3 separate regions of the Homo sapiens genome follow, and all the other regions are linked to region 1. A link is a loop called in an ENCODE intact Hi-C map of the cell type or tissue named here. Cell type or tissue: dorsolateral prefrontal cortex. All regions are shown on one strand. Links, peaks and the distances in the headings refer to the core of each region. The heading gives the core; the rest is flanking DNA.

Region 1 (8,344 bases), core at 1,507-6,506:
GGGTGACCACATAGATGACAACAAATCAAGTGTAGGAGGCTGTACACTGTCCTCATATGCAGTGTCTTCTCCTTTACTGGCCCTCCTGGCAGGAGGAGTATGCGCCCTATCTCTGGTGAAGGCAGGTATGGCCGTGTGACTTGTTTTGGCCAATCAAATGTGGGGAAGAGATATGTGACATTTTTCAGCAGAAGCCTTAATGGACAGTAAGTTTGGGGTTTGCTGTGCTCTCCTTCTGCTTCCAGGAATGGTGAGAGTACGGGTCAACATGGAACTCCCTGCAGCCTGCGTCCCGGAGTGACTTGGATGAGCAGAGGCTTCTTGCCCATCTTCAATGGGCATGTAAATAGGAGTGGGAATGAAACATAGTTGCTTCAAGTCATTGAGATTTGGGGGGTTGCTGTCACCATAATACAGCCTACCCTGACTGATACACAGGGAGCTGGACTGGGTAGTTCCCGCATGTCTTCCAGATGTGCGCAACAGGCCGGGATTCTGCCAGGCTGGATTTTCTGTGGCTCGGGTCCACTCTTGGTTTACACAGTGGATACTGAGCCTGAAGCTCTTATGGAGACCTAGATTCATAGCCTTTCTGCCCCACCCACTTTGAGCCCCATGAACATTTCTCAGAGGTGGAGAGAAGCCTATAGCAGGAAGAAAACTGCAGCTGCTACTGTCTCCTCTGAGGTCTGGCCTTTAAAGGTGGCCGTTAAAGGGTCAGAAACATGAATGGCCATGTTGGCATCACTGTAAGAGGAAGCTGTATCCATGCTCACCAAGATCCCTTTTTCTGAGGGAAACCGAGGTAGTAGTGCCATTTAACCCAAACCATTCATGCCATTGTACCTAACAGTTGGTTGCCACTGTTTTCCTCATAAGAACATTTACCTCACAGGGCTGGAGATGCAGAGGCAGGGTATCCTCGGATGCCATAGCATCAGGGCTCGGTGACATCACCAAAGATCCAGGTCCCCCACCTCTGTTCTCCACATTGGCTTTATTCTCAGGAACATTTCCCTCATGAACACAAGATGGCTGCCAGTAGCCATCAGGCCCGTGTGGTTGCCTCCTTGTTCATGCCAAAGAGTGAAGATGCCAAAAATTGCTCCACCCAATCCACGAACCCATAGTCATCCCCGGGGGATTTCCATCTGCCGTCTGGCTCAGGCCAGCCATTCTCGATCCCATTAGGCTCAGGGTTCCCTTCTCATAACAAATATTACTATCCTGATGAAATCTGTAGAAGTAGGACCTACTTACACATGTAATTGCAAAAATAGCAATGCAATGCCCTAACTCTAAAAGAAAAACAAAAGGAAATGTATAATTAATAAAATATATTTCAAGATACATGCTGAGGCAAAAGTATTCTAGAAAACATAATGAAACAATCAGATGCTTTCACCTGCGCCTAAAAGCTCCATGAATGCGGTAGCAACAGATATGGGCAAATATAGGTGGGTTGTTTTGGTGACCAAAGCGCCACTGGTAACATTGCTACCAGTGACATGATTGTGTTGAGGTGGTAACTCTTGGGAAGATACCAGTGAAACAAAGCATAGGCCTCCTCAATGTGCACAGTGGCGGTTTGCTGCAGTATGCTTTCAATATATATGAAAGTCTTGCAAAAAAACCTTTCTATTAATATGTCACATGAGATTAGATTCTAGGCTCAGATTTTTCACCTACATTTCTGTCCAGTGGAACATTTGAAAGTCACGTGGGGCTCAGGCCAAAGTTTTGCTATGTGCAACTGTCAGGAATTCTAACCTCGATTCCTGCTCACCAAATGCCCACAGTGCCCCCATCATTACCAATTATGTTCCACAAAAATTTAAACACCCTGTGGGATGCAGCTGCTCCTCTCAAAAACCTGTGGTCTTGTCCAATCATGAATCCTTTGCTGGGCCTGCAATAGGGTGGCTGCCTGGGATTCTATTAGGAAGGAGAAAGAGGGAGTGGAGGTAGGGAGGTTGCCAAGTGTCCTCCCCAGGCCTCAAGCTCACCTGTTACTCATAGGATTCATGGTTCAGTCTAGAGTCCCTCTGTGGGACTGAAACATCTTAGAAGACTCACAGAAGGGCTCTCAGGAGGACGTTTGCTTAGGGGGTGTATGTGTGTGTGTATATATGTGCGTGTGTATGTGTGTGTGTTTTCCATTGAGCTGACTGGCATAGGGAATATTCATGCCTCTCAGTCAGAAAGAAAGAATAGACAGAGATGGTTCAGTTCTGGTTCTGTGCCTACCAGGAGAGAATAAGCTTCCTCCTCTCAACTTTTCCCAGGACACTCACCCTCAAACATATCCAGCTCTTCCTGCAAAGCTCCTTTCCTGCTATTACCTCATTGGACCCTTGCCTCCTGTTGGGTTACTCATATTTTTTTAAATTATTAACTTATAAGAACTCTTTACATATTATAGATATCATTCCTCTTTTACTTATGTTGTAGACATCTTCTTCCATTGGTCACTTTTCATTTACCTTCATATGAGGTATTTTTTGCTTCATGGAAGTTTTAAATTTTTATGTAATCAAGCCTGGGAATCCAGATGCCTTTGCATGCACCAGGATTGTGGGGCAGGGTGAGCTGGTGACGGAGGCCTGCTGTGGTGAGAGAATTGTGACACAGGAAGGCCAGCTCACAGGCTTGTGCCTTGAGACTTGGCAAATGTCCAGCAGCCTGGACAAGCCCTCCCCTCCACTCCTCTCCCCAGGAGGCACAGCCATTTGCAAGGCCTGGGATGTGGACTTTCTCCTAAATCCCACCAAATAACCCTCTGGAGTCATGAATAGCTGGCAGTGCTGTCTGAGGAAGGCCAAGAGGTCCCTGAAGGTCCTCTCTTGGCTTCAGGACTGGGGTGTGCAGGGCATCAATGTGATCCAGTGGAGGCCACCAAGATCTGGAAGCCAGAGTTGACAGGATGAGTCTCAGTGCACCAACTAACTGGCTGTGTGGCCTTGGGGCAGTCCCTGCCCTGCTCTGGGCTCAGCTTCCTTTTCTGTCCAGGGAGTGGGCTTGACTATTGTGGTGTAGTTTCCACTCACTGATGCTATCCCACCACTGTTGCTCCACACACACACCCTTGAAAGAGCCCTGCTGTTGGGGGCTGCCCTCAACCTGGCCTGCTCAGACTCCTCACTTGGGGCAGGAGGGGGCTTTGGCATGAGGATATCTAAGAGTATCCAAGCCTCAGAAACTTGCTCCTGGTATGGGATGTGACTTCTGAGCCTCCCTGGTGCCTGGCTTCAGCCCTGGAAGTATAGAATGGAGGCAGGTCCTGGGGATCCCCCACTGGGCTTCCCTGCCGCAACATGTCAAACCTATCAAAATGCACTCACATTCTGCTCTGTGAATTATGTGACAATTGGCTGGTTGGCATGAGTTCCATTCTGTAGACATCTAATTAAACATTTGTTCATTTGGATTTTGTAGTTTCCTTTTTAAAATCTGGGAGCAATACTTCTGTTTTTCATGCCCTTATATTTTTGTTGCCCCAGAAAAATCCATAAGCCAAGCCCTGTGCCTGTCATCACTGCTGGAGAGCCCAGCGGTGTGCTCACACCCCACCTCCCCACCAGGCCAGGTCTCCTCCAACTCCTCCCCAGGACCAATGCCCAGCTCTGAAGGTCTCCCTGCCTCCGCCTCTGTCTCTCCAGCTCATCTTACACAACACAGTTGAAATGATCTTAACTGACTTGTTTTTATTATAAAGACTTTACAAATTTTAATTTAATAGTTTTTGTTTCATGTATTTTTCAGAAAGTTGATCCATTTCCATAGCTCAAAATGAACAAAATACACGGAGTGAAAGTTACCCCATCCCTGTGCCCAGCCACGAATCTCATTTTCTGAGGACACAAATGTCCCCCATTTTAAAATATCTTCCAGATATATCCTATGAACACTCACAATGTATGGTCTTTATTTTGCACCCTTCCTTCGTTTTTAAAACACAAATAATAGCACACAGAGCGCCTTTCTAAGCACACGTCCGCTCAGACCTTTGCTCGCCTCGTGGGAAAGCCTGAGCTTTTCCGGCTGGGACTAAAGGCCCTCCGTGACGCAGCCGCTTCTGAGCGCCCTTCCACGTCCTCGCTCGCCGCCAGGCTGTGCACACCTAGATCCCATTGTGAGCCCCCCGCCAGGCTGTGCGGTGCTCAGGGACAGAGGCTGTACCTCATTTGTCTGGACTCCCCAGGGCCAGTCACGGTACCTGGCACCGAGGGCGCTCAGCAAACGTCGCCGAGAGAGTTCGGAAGCGTCCGGAGGCGGGGATCGCTTTGCCACAGCGACACCTCGTGGTAGATTTCGGAAGTGCAGCAGAGACGGGGCAAGGGGCAGGAGTAGGCGGCAGAGGCGGTCTTTGTGGCTCAGGACCTTCACTGGGGCCTGAATCCTCTTCTATTCCTTCCTGCCGTCCATTCCCGACCCCACCTTGTCCGCCGGCGCCCAATCTGGGACCCACCCTCCCACCACCGGGACTACTATTGGCTGGAGAGACCCACCCACTCGTGATTAGCGGACTTGGGCACTTAGCAGAGGGTGCACGTGCCCGTGTGTGTGTGTGTGTGTGTGTGTGCACGCACACCTGTCTCAGGGGGTACCTAGCATATACCCTGAGCAGATTTTTAACACCTGCCCTCTTCTATAAGACAAAATTATTGGCAGTAGTAATCATGAAATGAGTAACAATAAATGGCAGGCAGCCAAAATTTTCTTTTATTGAATTTCCTATATAAACTCATGCCAATTCAAAAATAAATAAAATAAGAAATAGTCATTATAGTTAAAAAAGGGAAAAAATGGGCAAATAGTTTTAAATTACATTATTTAAACAAAGGGGGGGAATATACTTACATACTGATTTGTCCCAGTAATGAATAACATTACATTAGAATTAAATAAGACTAAAATACGAATAATCTGCAAAGAAGAGACTTCAACTTTAAACGTATTGTTCAAATTCAATAAAATATTCCCTATATAATGTAAAATTTGCATTTTCCAAACAAAAACTATTGCAGCTTCACAGCTTGCTCTCTGATTCACAGTTTTAAATTTTAGTCACAAATAAAATTAAGCAATTCAAGTTCTGTTCTACAACTTCATTATCATGGAGCTAGGGCCTGGAGACACAGCCTGCACCGGAAGTGACTTGGTAGATGCCAACCATCAAAACCTGTCTAGAGGCCAACTGCGGAGCCAGGAGTTCTTGGAATTAACTTTCACGTAGAACACAAGGTTAACTAAAGGATAAGTAATATAAATGTGCATATTTGAAGCCTACATATGTAATCCCAGCTATTCGGGAGGCTGAGGCAGGAGAATTGCTTGAACTTGGGAGGCAGAAGTTGCAGTGAGCCGAGATCACTGCACTCCAGCCTGGGCGACAAGAGCAAAATTCCATCTCAAAAATAAATAAATAACTAATAAAAATAAAATAAACAGTTTAAGACACAAAAAGATAAATGTGTGATTCTACTCATGTGAGGTACCTAGAAAAGGCAAATTCGCAGAAACAGAAAGTAGAATAGAGGTTACCAGGAACTGGGAGATGGGGAATGGAGAGTTATTGTTTAATAGGTACAGAATTTCTGTTTAGGATGATGAAGAAGTCCTGGATCGTGGTGATGGTCACACAACATCGTGCATGTACTTAATGCCAACGAATTGCACACTTAAAAATCATTAAAACATCACAATGAAAAAGCAGTTAAATGATAAATTTTGTGTTATGCATACTTTACCCCAATAAAAAAATTGGAATAAAACAGGTAAGAATTAACAGAATAATTTGGGGAGGGGAATGGAGCATTGTTTTACGGACACGGTTAAGGAATTGCAGTGCAAGTTGATAATCAAAAGCATGGTGACTTTTAAATTCTCTGCAGACAAAGTACTTGCCTGCTCCTGGCTGGCTCTGTCCTACCTCCTGGCCCTTGGGACACCACTGGTGTGTTTATCTTTGTGGGTCCATGGTTTGGTTGTCCTTTTTGTGTGTCTGAGTCTGTGAGGTATTTGTCTTTGGGTTTCCAATATGTGTGTCTTGGTCTCTCTGCTTAGGTCCCATTCTACGTATATTTGTGTGTTGTGTGAGGAGTAAATGAGATGATCAGGGCCAGGCACACATCACAGTGCCCATGATAAAGATCCAACAGCCATTGTCTGCTGTGTGCTTGTGTGTGTGTGTGTTCATCTTTGTGTCTCCCTGCATCTATTGGTGAGGGGGTCTAGTGTCTCTGTGCGTATGTTTCTGTACATGTCAGCGGTGTGTGTGACAGGCACAAGATCCACCCCTGCTCCCTCTCTCTGGCCTAGGGGTGAGTGGATGGGGCTGTCAGGGAGGGGTGTTGGGGTGTTGCTGCCCTCAGTTCTCAGGCTTAGGGATCTCCCAGAGCTGGCCTGATGGAAGAGGGTGCCCCACAGCCTGGCTTTCTGGACAGCCACACCAAAATGTCTCCGAGGCTATTTTCTGGGTGAGTCCCAGGCCTTCCAGAAATCCCAGCTGGCCCTGCACTTGCTCATCCATGGGGCCCAAATGGAACTGTCAGGATTGGATAGCAAATAACCCCAGCAGTATCCAAGGCCCCTTGAGGATACCTTGATCCACGTCCTTATACAGAACTAGTGGTGTGAGTCATTAGAGCAAATGGCCTGGAAGCCACATGCAACTCAAATCCTGAACTGGTGTCTGGAGACACAATCCATGTCCCTCCCCTAGCTGGGGAGCCTGGGCTCATCATCAGGTACCTCTGTGGGTCTCAATTCTGCAACCTTCCAAGTGGGCACAGTCACTCCAGTTGGAATCCCTTCTTCCCTCCCTCCCTCCAAATGCACCCTGCAGCAGTCTTTAATGTGAGTCCCTTTCAAGGCCAACAGGATGAGCCTTGTGAAGGTCTTTAGCATTCAGAGCCCTTGATGAATAGGTGGGGTGGGGTGGGGGCAGGGAGGGGGTCTGCCAAGGCCGGCTGGCAGTCCTGCAGCTTCAGAGTCTGGAGGGAGCAGGGCAGACTCACAGAGGGGAACTGAGGCCCTTACACATACTTCCCTTTCCAGCTCCAAGGTTCCCAAGTGGAGGTGGGGTACGGGTGGCCAGGAAACTCCAGTTTCCTGAACAAAGGTCAGCCCCTCTTGCCGCTGATGCTCTTTTGGGAGCCTTGGCCTTGGCCAGCAGGAAAGAAAGGCTCCTTCTCTCTGGGTGGGGGCAGGTGCTGGCACAGGGCTGCCTGGGAAACAGAGTCCAGTGTCTGGCTCCAATGGGCATTCAGACACCCAGGGCCTGGCAGGCTCTGCCAGCTGCCTGAAAAAGTGGGCATTGTCCTGTCTTCACCCACGCCAAGGGGGCCTTCCCTCCACTGCTCCTGGGAGCCTGGCTGACTCTTGCTTCCAGGGTGGGCTGGGACCCAGAAGTGCCCACATCCAGGCACCACAACCAGCTCTGTGGGAGGAGTGGCAGGTGTGGGCTTGGGGGATGGGCTGGGACTCATTCTTATTCTCATTCAAGTGATTGGAGTTGGGGAAAAGAGTTCTGGATTCTGAACCACTCTCTGAGCTACAGGAAGGTCTGATTTGGGGCTGTGTGTGTGTGTGTGTGTGTGTGTGTGTGTGTGTGTGTGTGTGTGTACCAAGCAGCAGGGACACAGGGCCTCTCAGATGCTTTGGGTGTCCCGTTTCCCATCTGTGTGGTCTGCTTCTGTTCTGACATTCTTTCCTCAGCTTTCCATGCTAGCAAGAAGCCACAGAACTCCTTCATTAGTCTAGAGCTCTGGGAAGGGAGCTCCTGAATGCACTGATGAGCTTAGGAAACCCACTTCCTGATGGGGAGACTCAGCAGGACAGGGGGCTTGTGTGGGTCGTTTCCCCACTCCAGGAAACGGGCCTTGCCTTCCGGGAGTGAGCAAAGCTGATGAAGAGGGGGCCTTCTGCTCTTTCATCCATGACACACAGGTGACTGAACGCAATGCGGTGCCCTGGACTGGATCCTAGAACAAAGCACATTCCCGGAAAAACTGGTGAAATCCTAATAAGTATGGAGTTTAGTCCATGGTGTTATAACAATGTTAATTTCTTAGTTATGGCAAATGTACCATGGCGATATAAGAGGTTAATGTTAGGGGAATCTCACTGTACCATCTGCAATGTTTCTGCAAATCTAAAGTCATTTCAAAATTAAAAGGCAGGTGGATGCTGTAGCACGAGTGTTTACCACCCCCATCTCTTTACCCTCAACATACTCTGCTTACTAAGATTGCTGGAAACCGTAGCCCAACACTGCTTCTGAATACAGCTAACGTGCAGTTAATGACCATTCCATATTCACACGGGGCCTAAGGAACATAAC
Region 2 (8,344 bases), core at 2,054-7,053, 220 kb before region 1:
TTTTCCTGGTTAGACTCTGTTCAACCACATTCTTATGTTGGCAGATCTGCTTCCAGATTGATTTTTAGAGCACCATCACTTTCACATTCCTGATTCTGATTTTGTTTTGTTTTGTTTGGGTTTTCTGAAACTTAAAATGCTGCCCCGAAAATACTATATTTTTGAGTTTGTGTTCTGAAAGCCTCCGTGCTGCTGGATCTTTGGGGGGAAATACAGGATCCTTCAGCACTGAGGTGTTTAAGATTTGCAACTAGCAATGCAATTTTTTCTAAATATGGGGATATTTACCTTTATTAAGAAATTATACTAAACATTGATGTCCTTGATCATTTTATGTTCTCATATTACTTTTGATTCTACTATGATTGTGTGGTGGTGAACAAAGATCATTACAAACAAAAACTGTAATTTTGTTATATTTGATTCAATGGAATTTACCTAAAAAATAAAGACTAAAAATGTGGTGTGGCTATGTGTCCTTTGTATAGTGCCAGTTTTCCATCTGAAAGGATTCTTCCTGTGTCTTCACCAAAGTATGAGATTAATGGAAATACACAAAACCCCATTTTTGCACCACAATTGATGTTAGTCCATCCTTGCAAACAAATACCAAAACCTTGACCAGGCCACAAGTGTCTTCACAACCCCATCTTCTCCGGGCAAGAAAGCCAAGAACTAAAATAAGTGAAGTATCTCTTTTCTACTTTTTTAATTTTTTAGAGAGAGGTTCTTGCTCTGTGGCCCAGGCTGGAGTGCAGTGGCATGATCACAGCTCACTGCAGCCTTGACCTCTTGGGCTCAAGCAGTCCTCCTGCCTCAGCCTACCGAGTAGCTGGGACTACAGGGACTTGCCACTGCACCTGGCTAATTGTTTAGTTTTTAGTTTTTTGCTATGTTGCCCAGGCTGGTCTCAAACTTGAGTTCAAGTAGTCCTCCTGCCTTGGCCTACCAAAGTGTTGGGATTACAGTTGTAAGCCACCATGCCCAGCCTCAGTGTTTTAATCACTTCTTAAAGTGGATCATGAAGACAAAATACAAGGCAAGGTGTAAATGGTGCTTGCCGTGTGTGATTTGTATGCTTTTCCAATAATGTTCTTTGAAAAGAACAGGTGAGGCCGGGTGTGGTGCCTCACGCCTGTAATCCCAGCACTTTGGGAGGCCGAGGCGGGTGGATCACCTGAGGTCGGGAGTTCGAGACCAGCCTGACCAACATGGAGAAACCCTCTCTCTACTAAAAATACAAAATTAGCTGAGCGTGGTGGCGCATACCTGTAATCCCAGCTACTCAGTAGGCTGAGGCGGGAGAATCACTTGAACCCTGGAGGTGGTGGTTGTGGTGAGCCGAGATCACGCCACTGTACTCCAGCCTGGGCACAAGAGTGAAACTTCATCTCAAAAAAAAAAAAAAAAGACTAAGTGAACATTTCCTAAGTCAAGATTATATTGGGTTGGTTGGGTGCTGGTGGTGTTTTCTTCTTTGAATCTGTCTGAACCCAAGCTAAGGGTCTCCCAGGACCAAGCACTGGCTCAGCCAGGAGGGTTCTACCACCCCCAAGAGACACACAGCTCCCTTCCCTCCTTGGCCACACAAAACCTTCGTCAAGTTAGGCAGGGTGGGGAGTGTTAGCTTTAGAAGTTGTGCATTAACAAAACCTAAAAATGCCTAGTGGCAAATTTCAAAATTCTTCCCTCTCTGGTCAGCAAGCTTTCCCTCGATTCATATCCCCCACAATATAGCCAGACTATTTTGGCCCAAGAAAACCAACTTGCAAAGAATACTACCTATGAAAAGACTACATGGAAGAGATTTCAGGTCCAGGGCATTGGGGAGGTCAGTGCCAGCTGCATGCCAATGTGGTCAGGCAGGACCAGTAGCACACATAGCTGCCCTCTCCTGAGGCAGCCATACAGCATTTGTGTTCAGTGACACCTCACTCACTGCCCCAGTCATGCTACTTTTTATTTTACCTTTCATTAACTGGCCTCTCTGCTCTAGTCCTATAGGGAGTACTTTCCCTTGGTGAGGATCAAACACCTTACTGGATGGCCCTTCATATGACAGCCTCCCCTCCTCACTTCTCTCTTGGGTGTCTTTAGAGGGAGTTACATGAAAGTGCTACCATATATCAGAGTGGTTGAAAGACATGACGGGCAATTTGGCCTCGAACTGGTGAACCCCTCCCCAAAGGGGATAAAATTAAATACCTCTCTCCATGTGGCTTTGTGTCACCCACACCTTCCTTTTGAGTCATGCTATCTACCACATTTACCCCAGCATCTCTGCTGAAGACTGGTTTCCTCTTAAAGTCATTTCCTCCTCATCTGATGATAGTTGGTGAAATTAACCTGAAATATATGAAATTCTCATTTCATTGTTTCTTCTCCCTTCTGCCTGCACCTCTCCCATCCCCAGAAATAAGTGAAACAAACACTGGAGACAAAGCACGAGTAACAACAGAGCCAGAGAGATTTGGAGCCAGAGTTGCTGGGTCAGGGTCCCATCCTCGCCATTTCTAGCTCTTTGATCCTAAGCAGGATTTAACCTCGGATTGTTATTTATTTATTTATTTATTTATTTATTTAATTTACCTATGGGAATAATTATACTAAGAATGCCTACCTCAGGATAATTGAGAGGTTCAGATGATATTTTTCAGAGTGCTGATGTTACTTTGGACAGTGGTTTGGCTTGATCTGTTTTGTTCCCACTCATACATCATCTCCAAGGTAGAAACTACAAGCAAAGTGTCTGACATGGTCCAGCTCCACATCAAAGCGTCTAACTGATGGGCTGCGAGGAAAGCAGAGCCCGTCCTGGTTATAGTTTCCAAAAACATTCCTGGGCTCAGAAGTGCTGACGAGCCACGTTGTGTGCACCATCAAACTCTAATCCTTGTCTTTTCCTTCATATGTGGGCACCTTGAGAAATCAAGGTGTATACATGTCCTGCCTACTGGCAAGGCGACTTCCGGGCACAGCCCCACAGTGGAACTTGCTTATTCTGGGACATTTAGCCTGTCAGCTGCAGTCTTCCCACAGGGCTCCTGCAGCCTTCTTCTCTGTTCTCTGCTCACATGCAAGGTTTGCCTTTAAACCCACAGATATGAATACTTACTAGAGTGGGGGTTCCTCCATATCCTCACCTCCATATGTCAACATACAGGGTTTAAAGCAGTGCACATTTGAGCCACCTGCTGGGAGGTAGACAACCACGGTTTTGTAAGCATTGATTGCCTTCTCTCTCTCTCTCTCTCTCTCTCTCTCTCTCTCTCTCTCTCTCTCTCTCTCCTCTCTGACAGGGTCTCACTCTGTTGCCCATTATTAATAGGAGAGCAGTAGTGTGATCATGGCTCAGGCAGCCTCGAACTCCCAGACTCGAGATCCTCCTGCCTCAGCCTCTTTAGTAGCTAAAACTACACTGCATTTGGCTGATTTTTCCTTTTTTTTTTTTTTTTTTGTAGAAACAGGGTCTTGCTGTGTTGCCCAGGCTGGTATTGAACTCCTGGCCTTAAGCAATCCTCCCGCCTCAGCCTCCCAAAGTGCTGGGATTACAGGTGTGAGCTGCTGTGCCTGGCCTGATTGGTTGTTTAATGTGCAATCCTCTGGGGGTCTTGTTAAAAATGCAGATTCTGATGCAGCATGTCTGAGATGTGGCTCCCATGGGGAGCTCCAAGGTCCAGCCCTCCTTGGACCGCCCTTTGAGTAGTGAGGCTCCAGGAGATCCCACAAGCTTCCAGATTTGACAATTCTGAGCTTCCTCAACTCCAGAGCCAAACCCCTAACCGAAAGTGGGATCAGAGGCCAGGCATGGTGGCTCATGCCTGTAATTCCAGCACTTTGGGAGGCCGAGGTGGGAAGATCACCTAAGGTCAGGAGTTCGAGACCAGCCTGGCCAACATAGTGAAGCCCTGTCTCTACTAAAAATACAAAAATTGGCCGAGTGTGGTGGCATGCACCTGTAATCCGAGCTACTCGGGAGGCTGAGGCAGGAGAATCGCTTGAAGCTGGGAGGCAGAGGTTGCAGTGAGCCGAGATCACACCACTGCACTCCAGCCTGGGTGACAGAGTGAGACTCTGTCTCAAAAAAAGAGAAGAAAAAGAAAAAAAAAAAAGGGGGGGGGGGATCAGCAGTAGTCCACTTCACCTCTTTTCCTGCTAGCTTGAGTTAAGAGAAAGGTATACCTCTTCTAGTAAGGCTTTGCCAGGCCCCCAGGCAGCACTAACCTCCTCCACTTTCCCCTGGGTAAACCCGAGGCAGTGGCCAATCTCATTGAGAGGCTCTCTGAAGCTGGTGCCCGCTTCCTTCCTGAGACCTCCACCCACAGCTTGATGAATTGCCTCCAGACTCTGCTGTCTCCATTCTCCCAACGTCCACATTAGCATGGCAGAAATGCACTGCTGCAACCTTCCAACCCTCAAATTACTTTGATGAGGCAGAATCCCTGCCTTATCCCAGATGTCCCCAGAAAGTGTCGGGTGCGGTGGCGCATGCCTGTAATCCCAGCACTTCGGGAGGCCAAGGCGGGAGGCTAACCTAAGGTCAGGAGTTCAAGACCAGCCTGACCAATGCGGAGAAACCCTGTCTCTACTAAAAATACAAAATTATCTGGGCGTGGTGGCGCATGCCTGTAATCCCAGCTACTCAGGAGGCTGAGGCAGGAGTATCGCTTGAACTCGGGAAGTGCAGGTTGCGGTAAACTGAGATCTCACCATTGCACTCCAGCCTGGGCAACAAAAGCGAAACTCCGTCTCAAAAAAAAAAAAAAAAAAAAAAACAAACAAACAAACAAACAAAAAAAAAAATCAGATATCCCCAGAAAGGAAGTTGTTATGGGCACCAAATGGTTGTCATAAAATTCACGTTTTGTTGTCCCCCTTCCCATAGCTGGTGGCCTTCAAAAGAGTATTTTATTGTCTCTCTCCAATAATGTGGGGGCCATTTGTAGGAATCACACACACAGGCAGCTGGGATTTTGTGAAGCTGAGCACGTCAGATTTTAACATTGGTAGTCTTCAGACACGTTTTCCCAAAAGCGGCACCACCTTCTCAGGCAAGGTCTGGCCCAGCCCACCCAGCTAACCCTCCTGCCCAGCTTGTCCCTGGAGGGGCAGTGTCAGGGCACGGCCAGCAGGGGGCGGCGCGAGCACACATTCAGAGCCGGCTCGCGGGATTCCCAACCCCTATGGCTTCTTCCTCAGAAAGCCACTTGGTTTTCTTATCAGACGGGGTCCCTGGGCTAAGGCCCCAGCCCTGCTGACCTTAGGGACGACCCCAGCATCCCATTCGGGTTTGAGTAGGAGCTAGGGCTGCCCCAAGAGTCTTCTGCTCAGCATGTGCCTGATTTCATTTATATATTTAGAGCTGCCACAAATTCAGAGTGGACCTGGACTGTGTCCAGGAGGGCACCTGGCAGCTCGGGGCTCCGGGGAAGATGGGAGTCAGTGGATAGGGATCAACCAGTGTTTCCCTCAGATTTAGGACCCAGGTCTTAAGGAAAAATTAGAAGTATATCATGAAAACGTAAAAGATACCCATTCTTTTTTTCTTTCTTTTTTGAGACGGAGTCTCTCTCTGTCACCCAGGCTGGAGTGCAGTGGTGCGATCTCGGCTCACTGCAACCTCCGCCTCTCGGGTGCAAGCAGTTCTCCTGCCTCAGCCTCCCGAGTAGCTGGGATTACAGGTCCCTGCCACCATGCCTGGCTAATTTTTGTATTTTTAGTAGAGATGGGGTTTCACCATGTTGGCCAAGCTGGTCTCAAATCCTGACCTCAAGTGATCTGCCCACCTCAGCCTCCCAAAGTGCTGGGATTACAGGCATGAGTCACTGCGCCTGGCCAAAAATACCCATTCCTTTTAATTATTTAACTCAGCCTCATCACCACCCCCTTCCATCAACACCTCCACGCAGGTCACCAGTGCCCTCCACCTTGGCAAACACTAGTCTCTATTCCTTTCTCACATGACCCCAAAGCACCATTGACAGTTCTCGTACTTGAAATACCTTCTTAGCTCCAGATGTTCATAAGCGATCTCTCAGGGTGAGGCCCCTTCTACCAGAGCAGCTTCATTCTTTTTAGGTTGGTGTTGTGTTTTGTTTTGTTGATACAGGGTCTCCCTCTGTTGTCCAGGCTGGGGTGCAGTGGCACAACCATGGCTAACTGCAGCCTCGACCTCCTGGGCTCAGGTGATCCTCCCACCTCAGCCTCCTGAGTAGTGGGGACTACAGGCGTGCACCACCATGCCCAACTAATTTGTGTATTTTTTGTAGAGGTGGGTTTCACCATGTTGCCCAGGTTGGTCTCAAACTCCCACGTTCAAGCAATCCTCCTGCCTCGGCCTCCCAAAGTGCTGAGATTATAGGCATGAGCCACATGCCTGCCCTTTTTAGGTTTAAATACCAAGGTTCCATGTGAGATTTCATTTGCAAAAATGAAGCCTCAACTTTTGGGACAAAATCCTCACTGGTTGATCTCCTACCCTTCTGCCCATAATAATTTGCTGTGATTCCTCCTCCAGCCTAGGAGTCCTATGTAAATACCATTTTTGTTTTCATGGATTTTATGACCATGGCTTGTTGACTGTGAATGTTATAAAGAAGGAAGTTTCTTGGGTAATGAGCATACACTACAAACCCTAGGAGTGAGAGAAGAAAGTATGTAAGAAATAAGTGCATATATATATCTATTTATAAATATATATATATATACACCCACACACACACATATGTATACATTGACATATACATGAACATGTACACAGCCTCACTGAAAAGCAAGAAAGAGAACTCTCAGTGGATCAGAGAAATTCCCAAAGGTGTGAAAGCAGATAGGACTGAATTGAATCCAAAGTCCAGAAAACGGTTGGAATATCCTGGCCCAAAAGGTAGGTGCAGCACTAAGGGTGCTTGATACCCACAAAGAATGGGGGTGACCCTACAGGCAAGAGCAGACAAGTCTTGGGTTGATTGACTGGGATGCCTTGGTGGGAACAACAAGCCTCGCCTACTGCCACTAGCCAGCCAGCGTCTGCTTCCATGTGGGAAAATGAGTGTAGCATCTTGGAAAAAGTATCTGTCAATGCTCAGGAGACCCATGCCCAGAAGAAGCCAGCACTTACCCAAGAGGGAACAGCATGCTCAGCAAACAGGGCATCTAACAGGGATTCTCACCTACAGAAATGAGCACACACCTGAAAATCACCAAGCACTTGAGGAAAGCCAACTCCACAGAAGGAAAGCATTTGTATTTGTCAAAATATGCAGATTTGGGCCAGGCATGGTGGCTCACAACTATAATCCCAGCACCTTGAGAGGCTGAGGTGGAAGGATGGCTTGAAGCCAGGAGTTGGAGACCAGCCTGGGCAATAGAGCCAGACACTTACCTCTACAAAAAATATGTAAATATTAGCTGGGTGCAGTGGTATGCGCCTGTAGTCCCAGCTACTCAGTAGGCTGAGGCAGGAGGCTTGCTTGAGCCCAGGAGTTTGAGGTTGCAGTGAACTGTGATTGCACCACTGCACTCCAGCCTGGGTGACAAGTGAGACCCTGTCTCAAAAAAAAAAAAAAAAAAAATGCAGATTTGGAAAGTGTAAGTTCATCACCGTAAAATGCCTGAGAGTGAAGACAAAAAAAGAGCTTTAACTCTATAACTTGAGGACTGAGTGAGTGCTCAGAGAAGATGCCACTTATAATTCGAAGTAGAACTGTCCATCCAGGCAAGGGGACTGGAGGAGACAGCTTTTGGTGGAAAGACTCCTTCTCCCAGACAGATGGAGGGAACATGACTGCCACCCTGGAAAGAGGTCCAAGTTCCTGACCACCCCACACACGTCAGACTGCACCTCAGCAAGGGGAGGAGGCCACCCCTGAATGAAGCCACTTCCAGGCCTCTTCCACCCTGGAATTCTGTGTGGAAAACTCCCAGCCTGCCTAGAGGCCACCAGGACTGCTGCGTTTGCCAAATCATTTGAACATATATCCTCTCTCTTTTATCTTCTTTTATTGCATTTTGGGGGCGAATAGGGGGATATTTTAACCCGGGCTCCTTGCCTGTTTTCACAGACTCTAAGTCGTAAAACTCTGTTACAAAGGAAATGACTGAGAAAATGAATTCGAGTCTTTGAAATACAACCTTACACAAAAATCACTGTCTTAAAGCTTCAAGGGCAGGTGGAAATATAACTATCCCCAGTTCTTCTTGTTCAAGGGAATTCCCCCTCCTTTATTACCCATCCCCCAACTTGAGAACAGGGTGACACCTGAGCTCACTCGGGCTTAGGGAGTCTAAGGGGGGACCACAGTCATCTCAAGCAGCCCTTTCCTAGCCTTGGGTCCAGGACAGTTGA
Region 3 (8,344 bases), core at 2,237-7,236, 130 kb after region 1:
CTGCTGTTTTAGGCCACTTAGTCTTGGGGACTTTGTTAAGGCAGTTCAGGGAAACTAATACAGTGGCCCTAGGAACAAGAGAGAGTGAGGATAACTCTCAGGGGTCGAAGGGCATGCCCCAAGCAGTCCACAAGGAACACAGTGTTTCTTTGAAGTTCATTGTCTGAAACCCTTGTTGCATTCAATTCAGGAAGGCAGTAGTTCCACTTTTTATGGTATGAAACGATGAGTCAGAAGAGTTAGTCCACCAAGGGGCAGACTCCAGTCACAGGGGTTTTCTTTTCTTCTCTTTATCCTCTGCCTAAGACAATACTCAAGATATTCACATAATAACCACTCTGGTTTTTCAGCTTCTACGGATACAATAGTGTCTTTCAAATGTCTGAATAGTCCAGCGGGTGTGGTGGTGTGCACTTATAGTCCCATCTACTTCAGAGACTGAGGCAGGATGATTGCTTGAGCCCAGGAGTTTGAGACTAGCCTGGGCGATATAGCAATACCCTGTTTCTAAAAACCAAAACCAAAACAAAACAAAAAACAACAACAAGAAAAACTCTGAAGAGTCTAGATCTCTACTTATTTCATCTCAATCTTAGGATGTGGACACAGAATTTTGCGTGCCAACCTTCAGCCATGTTGCTCACATTAACGCAGCTGCTTTAAAGGGGAGAGGTGATCTGACCTATTTTATTACTTTTCCTTAGGCAGAAACTATGGGCCTTAGTGACATACAAATAACCAACCATAACTTGGTTACAGCTTTCAGACAAGTACAGTGGGCAGCCCTCTTGAGTCTGTTAAAACAGCAAACAGGTAGAATTTCTGGCCACAGAGAGAGAGAGACAGACCACATATCAGGCACAGTTTGCTAGCTCATTTGTTTCCCAAGAGAAAGAAAGGAAAAAAAATCAGTAATGGTACGTAACTGTGGGGAACAGCAGGTGCTTTAGGCCAAACTTATTGAAGGGTCTGCTGAAACACTCTTGTTCTAGCACGGAAGTCACATAAATTTTACGTGCTACTCCATGATATAGCAATGTATCTTTTCTCAGCATTTTTAAATAGAAAATTTTAAACATAATGATTTTACAGTCAAAATTCCTACACCCATCACCCAGATTGTACTATTAATTTTTACTACATTTGCTACGTCTCATCTCTATCCATCCATCAATCCACTTTATTTTTTATGGATCCAAAAATCTATTGCAGACATCGACACCCTTTCCCCTAATTACTTCAGCATGCCTTTCATTAACTAGGGTTCAGTATTGTTTAATTTATTATTATTATTTTTTTTTGATACGGAGTCTTGCTCTGTTGCCCAGGCTACAGTGCAATGGCATGATTTCAGCTGACTGTAACCTCTGCCTCTCGGGTTCAAGCAGTTATCCTGCCTCAGCCTCTTGAGCAGCTGGGATTACAGGTGCACGCCACCACACCTGGCTAATTTTTGTATTTTCAGTAGAGACGGGGTTTCACCGTTGGCCAGGCTGGTCTCGAACTCCTGACCTCATGATCCGCCCACCTCGGCCTCCCAAAGTGCTGGGATTATAGGTGTGAGCCACCTCGGCCAGCCTTGTTTAATTTTTTGAGGTGAAATTCATAAGCAAAAAAATGCAGCATCTTAAGTGAAACTTTTCCAAATTTTGACAAATGAATAAACCGGTGCAACCCAATCCCTACCAAGATATAGAGCAGTACCTAACCCCATTACCATTCCCTCCTGCCTCTTCCTAGTCAATCCCTGCCCCACCTACCAGACAAAGCCACTCTTGTAATTCTTTTCCTCCATAGGTTAGATTTGTCTGTTCTGGAACTTTATATAAATTGAATTATATCGAACATTTTCTTTTGTGTAAGGCTTCCTTCACTAAACGTAATGATTTTGAGAGTCACCTATGTTACCACATGTATCTGTAGTTTGATCTTTTTTATTCTGAGTAGTATTTCATTGTGTGACTCTAGCACTGTTACCCATTTTCCTATTATTGATGCACATCTAGGCTGTTTCCAGTTTGGGGCTATTATGAATAAGGTTGCTATAAACATTCTTGTACACGAAATATACTCCCAATGTTGTGCGATCATCACCACCGTCCAACCCATATCATAGTTTCATCTCAGGAAACACTTTTCATTTGACCCTACACTTTTGAAGAATGAATTCAAAATGGATCCTCCAGCCCTTTACTCCTAAACCACTTGGCAGCCCTAGAATTCACAGTGTGATAGAAATCTTTGCTCATGCTCCCATTAGCTGGTCCAGGTCTCACTGGTTTAGCCCAGCTCAGGGTTGTGAAACTGCAGGTCCACAGTCCTGAAGGGGATGGTGTGGCTTCCTAGGAGGGTGGGGCCTCAGCTGTAGCCCTCCCCTCTGCTCTGGCCAAGGCTCTATTAGGAAGGTTGCAATCCTGCTCGCTCCCCGAAACTCAAACTGAGGTCTCCATTCCTTCTCATTCCTTCACCCGGGACCTCACAGCTCCCCTGAACCTCTATAAGCCCCTCTGAGTATTGTGTTTGTGGTGAGGGGAATTTGAGCTCCTTCCTCAAAAGTGAGGCTAACCCCCATTGAGGGGAGCCAGAGGCTGATGGCCATCAGGGTGTGGCCTGCTCCCACCCTGGCTGCCACACTCTGGTTCTTTGCAGCGTAACTAGGATTCAGAGAAGGTGTTCGATTTTATACAGAGTTTCAGCCTGAGTCTGTGTTAGCCCCATCTCCTGACGGGCTCCCATGAGGAGACTGGGCGGCCTCCCCAGGGGACCTGCCTTTTGTCCTTGGGTTCCCGGATCGGTGAATGGACCCAGTGTTCCAGATCATTCTCACAGGTGAGGGGTTTCTGGGCTCTGTGCAGTCCTGATAAGACAGGCCTGGGCCGCAACTCACTGGCTGTAGCCACGGCTCAGCTCCCCTGGCTAGAAAAAGGAGGGCCAGTCCCACAACGGTCTGGGATTACACTGGCCTGTAGACACTGTTTGGCCAGGGAGTACTGCTGGGGTAGGAGGGGGTGGAGCATGAGGAAGAGCATAGGGTCCGAGGCCTCAGGCTAGCAGGGGTCAGATAGAGGACAGGGCACCTCTCTGACCACTTCTATACCCCAGTCCACCTCCACAGCCTCTCTGAACCACAGTCCTGGCCCCTGCCTCGCAGTCAGTAGAGGGACCACTTCATCAGCTGTGTGATGCCTAGCAACGTATCCTTTCTGAGCTATAAAAACGGAGACCTAAAAAAAGACTCATCCGGAAGAGTTTTTGGAGGATCAAATACAAACGCTCCTCAGCACAATGCCAGGGACTCAGAAAGTGTGTGGTCAACTTTATTTTCCTGTTGCTTTCTTCTCTATAACAGCTTTTCACAAATTGCTCTGGCTTTACAAAGGAAGCTAGGCAAGCTGGAAGATCCCAGAAACAGAAGGAACGCCGCTCCTGTCTCTTCATGCCCAGAAATACTGCCACAAATGGATGGCTTCCCCCAGAGACCACCAGGTACCACTGGAGTAGACCCTGGGCAGAGTGGATGCTGTAGAGAAAAATCCATGTCCCCAGGAGACCTGCCCCTTAGCTAGACCCACCAGGGACACATATTCATCGTGTGACTGTCAGCAAAACTTCACAGACCTGAGACCTCAAGACTCCCTGCCCAACTGCAGCAAGAGTGGTCCAGATCCCTCAGCTGCTTTTTCAAAGGAGGGGAAGGATATTTTTGTCATCATCACCCTCAAATAGAAACTAGAGTCTTAGAACAAGGGAGCCGTTTACTCACATGCCCAGACCCCTCCCCCAGTCCAGTTTAATTAGAATTTCTGGGGATGGGGCCAGCTTTGGGTATTTTCTTAATGTCCGTAGGTACTTCTAATGTGTAACTAGAGTTAAGAACAACTGGTCTAGTCCAACCTCCTCATTGTAGGGATAAAAACACACAGCGGGGAAAAACAGCCCTAGAAAGCTTAAAAGAAATAAAATATTTAAAGTGACAGACTATAGCGCAAAGTACGTGCCTAAAAGATGGACACTGTTATCATGTCATAATTAGAAATAGTGCCCCAGACATGGCTGGTTTCATGGTCATGTGACGTGTATCATGGCACAGGCTCGCATGCTTCGCAGGCACCTGTGCTTTGTTTCTTGCTCTGATGTTGCCATCTTGAAATTCTTAATTTTTAAACAAGAGGTCCTGCATTTTCACTTTGCACTGGCCACAGATCACACAACTCTTAAACACAGAGTAGATCATCACTGCATTAAAGAAAGGTGGCTCAGGGCCAACCCTGTCTCTTCATGCCCACAAATACTGCCACAAAGGGATGGCTTCCCCCAGAGACCACCAGGTACCACTGGAGTCCTAAGACTCTGTGCAGAATGGATGATGTAGAGGAAAATCCATGTCCCCAGGAGACCCGCCCCAGGGCTCAGGGCTCAGAGGCTGCAGGGTGTGGGGCAGGGAGGGCTGGGATGCAGCTTCCTCTGCGCATGTCCCCTAGCCTGGCTCTCTACCGCCACAACGCTGGGCCCTCCATTGCCCAAGGAACTCCCTTCTCCTCTCTACTGTATCAGGGCAGAGGCTGTCCTTGCATCTCCTGGGGGAAGCAGTGTAGACTACTGGAAAGAGACTGGGATCAGTCAGGCCCGGGTCATAACTTCAGCACTCCCTCTTACTGGCTATGAGAGGTCCTCTGAGCCTCAGTTCCTCATGTGTAAAAGGGAGGAAATAGCCCGGGTGTGGTGGCTCACACCTGTAATCCCAGCACTTTGGGAGGCCGAGGCGGGCGGATCACCTGAGGTCGGGAGTTCGAGACCAGCCTGACCAACATGGAGAAACCCCCGTCTCTACTAAAAATACAAAATTAGCCGGGCGTGGTGGCACATGCCTGTAATCCCAGCTGCTCGGGAGGCTGAGGCAGGAGAATCACTTGAACCCAGGAGGCGGAGGTTGTGGTGAGCCGAGATCGTGCCATTGCACTTCAGTCTGGGCAACAAGAGTGAAACTCCATCTCAAAAAGAAAAAAAAGAAGAAGAAGAAATAATGCCCGCCTTGCAGAACCACTATGAGGAGAACCCAGCACATCATGACTGTCCCACCAGATGCTGGAAATATGTGAATTCTCTTCCCTTTACAGGGAAGAGGGAGAAGCATCTTTCTCCAAAAGAATGGGGCCCCAGTGTTCCAGGTGCAGCCTGTCAGTCACCCAGAGTCCTTTGTCTCCCTGGGAGGCTCAACTACAATCAGTTCCCAGGCTTCTGCTTGTCTTATGAAAACTAAGGATAGGCAGTTCTTGGGAAAGGTTTAATTCCGGAGTGGCATGCAGGCTTCAGAGCCCTTTGTAAAGAGTTGTTGCTGCTGCCCTCTAGTGGTAACTTGTCGGTATCTGCACAAATTCCCAACTTCCTTTGGGTAAGTAATGAATACTTAATAACATACTACAACACAATTTAAAAAATAATGTATTGAGTCCCTACTCTGTTAAGAACTAGGGATATGAAGACAAATAAAACGCAGTTCTTTCATTCTAAGAATTTACAGTTTAGAAAATGCGGCAAACTCTTAAAGAGGTTGCTTGAATATAACCCAATATGATAAGGTTTTTTTCTTTTTTTTGCCCAAAGGAGATAAGTTTTGTGTTTTTTTATTATTATTTTTTAGTCTGTAAGACACAATCTTTATTCTTTTTTTATTATTATACTTTAAGTTCTAGGGTACATGTGCACAACGTGCAGCTTTGTTACATATGTATACATGTGCCATGTTGGTGTGCTGCACCCATTAACTCATCATTTACATTAGGTATATCTCCTAATGCTATCCCTCTCCCCTCCCCCCACCCCACAACAGGCCCCATCCTGTGTCCAAGTAATGTCCAATGTAATGTTCCCCACCCTGTGTCCAAGTGTTCTCATTGTTCAATTCCCATCTATGAGTGAGAACATGCGGTGTTTGGTTTTCTGTCCTTGCGATAGTTTGCTCAGAATGATGGTTTCCAGCTTCATCCATGTCCCCACAAAGGACATGAACTCATCCTTTTTTATGGCTGCATAGTATTCCATGGTGTATATGTGCCACATTTTCTTAATCCAGCCTATCATTGATGGACATTTGGGTTGATTCCAGGTCTTTGCTATTGTGAATAGTGCCTCAATAAACATACGTGTGCATGTGGCTTTATAGCAGCATGATTTATAATCCTTTGGGTATATACCCAGTAATGGGATGGCTGGGTCAAATGGTATTTCTAGTTTTAGATCCTTGAGGAATCGCCACACTGTCTTCCAAATTGGTTGAACTAGTTTACAGTCCCACCAACAGTGTAAAAGTGTTCCTATTTCTCCACATCCTCTCCAGCACCTGTTGTTTCCTGACTTTTTAGTGATTGCCATTCTAACTGGTGTGAGATGGTGTCTCATTGTGGTTTTGATTTGCATTTCTCTGACGGCCAGTGATGATGAGCATTTTTTCATGTGTCTGTTGGCTGCATAAATGTCTTCTTTTGAGAAGTGTCTGTTCATATCCTCTGCCCACTTTTTGATGGGGTTGTTTGATTTTTTCTTGTAAATTTGTTCAAGTTCTTTGTAGATTCTGGATATTAGCCCTTTGTCAGATGGGTAGATTGTAAAAATTTTCTCCCATTCTGTAGGTTGCCTGTTCACTCTGATGGTAGTTTCTTTTGCTGTGCAGAGCCTCTTTAGTTTAATTAGATCCTATTTGTCAATTTTAGCTTTTGTTGCCATTGCTTTTGGTGTTTTAGACATGAAGTCCTTGCCCATGCCTATGTCCTGAATGGTATTGCCTAGGTTTTCTTCTAGGGTTTTTATGGTTTTAGGTCTAACATTTAAGTCTTTAATCCATCTTGAATTAATTTTTGTATAAGGTGTAAGGAAGGGATCCAGTTTCAGCTTTCTCCATATGGCTAGCCTTCTCCATATGGCTAGCCAGTTTTCCCAGCACCATTTATTAAATAGGGAATCCTTTCCCCATTTCTTGTTTTTGTCAGGTTTGTCAAAGATCAGATGGTTGTAGATGTGCGGTATTATTTCTGAGGGCTCTGTTCTGTTCCATTGGTCTATATCTCTGTTTTGGTACCAGTACCAGTACCCTGCTGTTTTGGTTACTGTAGCCTTGTAATACAGTTTGAAGTCAGGTAGCATGATGCCTCCAGCTTTGTTCTTTTGGCTTAGGATTGCCTTGGCAATGCGGGCTCTTTTTTGGTTCCATATGAACTTTAAAGTAGTTTTTTCCAATTCTGTGAAGAAAGTCATTGGTAGCTTGATGGGGATGGCATTGAATCTATAAATTATCTTGGGCAGTATAGCAATTTTCACGATATTGATTCTTCCTATCCATGAGCATGGAATGCTCTTCCAGGAGATAAGTGTTAATAAGAACAATGATTCCCACAGCTTCTGGTTCTACACAAAATGGAGTAGACACATTTATTCCTATTCTTCCCATTATGTAAAGCTAAAAACTCTTGAATATCATATATAATAAACATAAGAAGACTCTGAAAGGTTGAGGGGAAAGGAGACTGGCTGGGGAACTTGGGACCCAGGGAAAGACACAGCGGGAGTTCTCTGAGTTTTCTTTTTCTTTTCTTTTTTTGAGGCAGGGTCTCATTCTTTTGTCCAGGCTGGAGTGCAGTGGTGTAATCATGGCTCGCTATAGCCTCAACTTTCTGGACTCAAGCAATTCTCCCACCTCAGCCTACCCAGGAGCTGGGACCACAGGCATGTGCCACCATAACCAGCTAATACATTTTAATTTTTATGTATGTATGTATTTCTTTATTTTTTGAGATGTAGTTTCGCTCTTGTTGCCCAGGCTAGAGTGCAATGGCACATGATCTTGGCTCATTGCAGCCTCTGCCTCCTGGGTTCAAGCAATTATCCTGCCTCAGCCTCCTGAGTGGCTGAGATCACAGGGGCCTGCCACCACGCCTGGCTAATTTTTTATATAGTTTTTTAGAGATACAGGGTTTCACCATGTTGCCCAGGCTGGTCTCAAACTCTTGACCTCAGGTGATCCACCTGCCTCGGCTTCCCAAAGTGCTGGGACTTCAGGCGCGAGCCACGGTGCCCATTTTTTTTGTAGTGATGAGGTCTCACTATGTTGCCTAGGATGGTCTCGAACTTCTGGGCTCAAGCGCTCCTCCCACCTCAGCCTCCCAAAGTGCTGAGATTCAGGTGTGAGCCATGACACCCAGCCTCTGGGTTTTAATTTTGCCTTAATTGTATCTTAACTGGATCCTGGAGAAGCTGACAACTTAATACAACAATGGACACAGACAAGAGAAGCCCCAAGAAGGGCTGCTCTCTAGTCAAGCGACCAGGAAAGGAGCAGCCTAGCAAGACA

Evidence for each region. Peaks named below come from ENCODE experiments on the same cell type or tissue, not always from the same donor. Only the 100,000 strongest peaks of a DNase experiment are listed, where the experiment ranks them.
Region 2: a loop joins it to region 1, with 3 times the contacts of the local background. A loop is called at or near these places in 32 of 110 quality-filtered maps.
Region 3: a loop joins it to region 1, with 2.6 times the contacts of the local background. A loop is called at or near these places in 17 of 110 quality-filtered maps.

What each region holds. Positions count from the first base shown.
Region 1 is chr15:89,426,582-89,434,925 of GRCh38, forward strand. No RefSeq gene overlaps it. Among named protein-coding and RNA genes, the nearest start is that of MIR9-3, 63 kb to the left of the region's middle. RefSeq lists a silencer at 4,400-4,459 and an enhancer at 7,305-7,834. In dorsolateral prefrontal cortex, for the core only: CTCF peaks have their summits at 4,298 (motif pointing left) and 4,515; a DNase peak (open chromatin) is centred at 4,300; H3K4me3 peaks cover 1,264 bases; H3K27ac peaks cover 1,218 bases.
Region 2 is chr15:89,201,893-89,210,236 of GRCh38, forward strand. ABHD2 (abhydrolase domain containing 2, acylglycerol lipase) reads left to right here. Exons shown (of 11, transcript NM_152924.5): 11 at 1-463. It overlaps RLBP1 (retinaldehyde binding protein 1), which reads right to left. Exons shown (of 9, transcript NM_000326.5): 9 at 7,977-8,344. Among named protein-coding and RNA genes, the nearest start is that of RLBP1, 16 kb to the right of the region's middle. RefSeq lists an enhancer at 5,340-5,409. In dorsolateral prefrontal cortex, for the core only: CTCF peaks have their summits at 5,122 (motif pointing right) and 5,327; a DNase peak (open chromatin) is centred at 5,149; H3K4me3 peaks cover 508 bases; H3K27ac peaks cover 1,085 bases.
Region 3 is chr15:89,551,511-89,559,854 of GRCh38, forward strand. No RefSeq gene overlaps it. Among named protein-coding and RNA genes, the nearest start is that of TICRR, 20 kb to the right of the region's middle. In dorsolateral prefrontal cortex, for the core only: a CTCF peak has its summit at 5,361 (motif pointing left); a DNase peak (open chromatin) is centred at 5,331.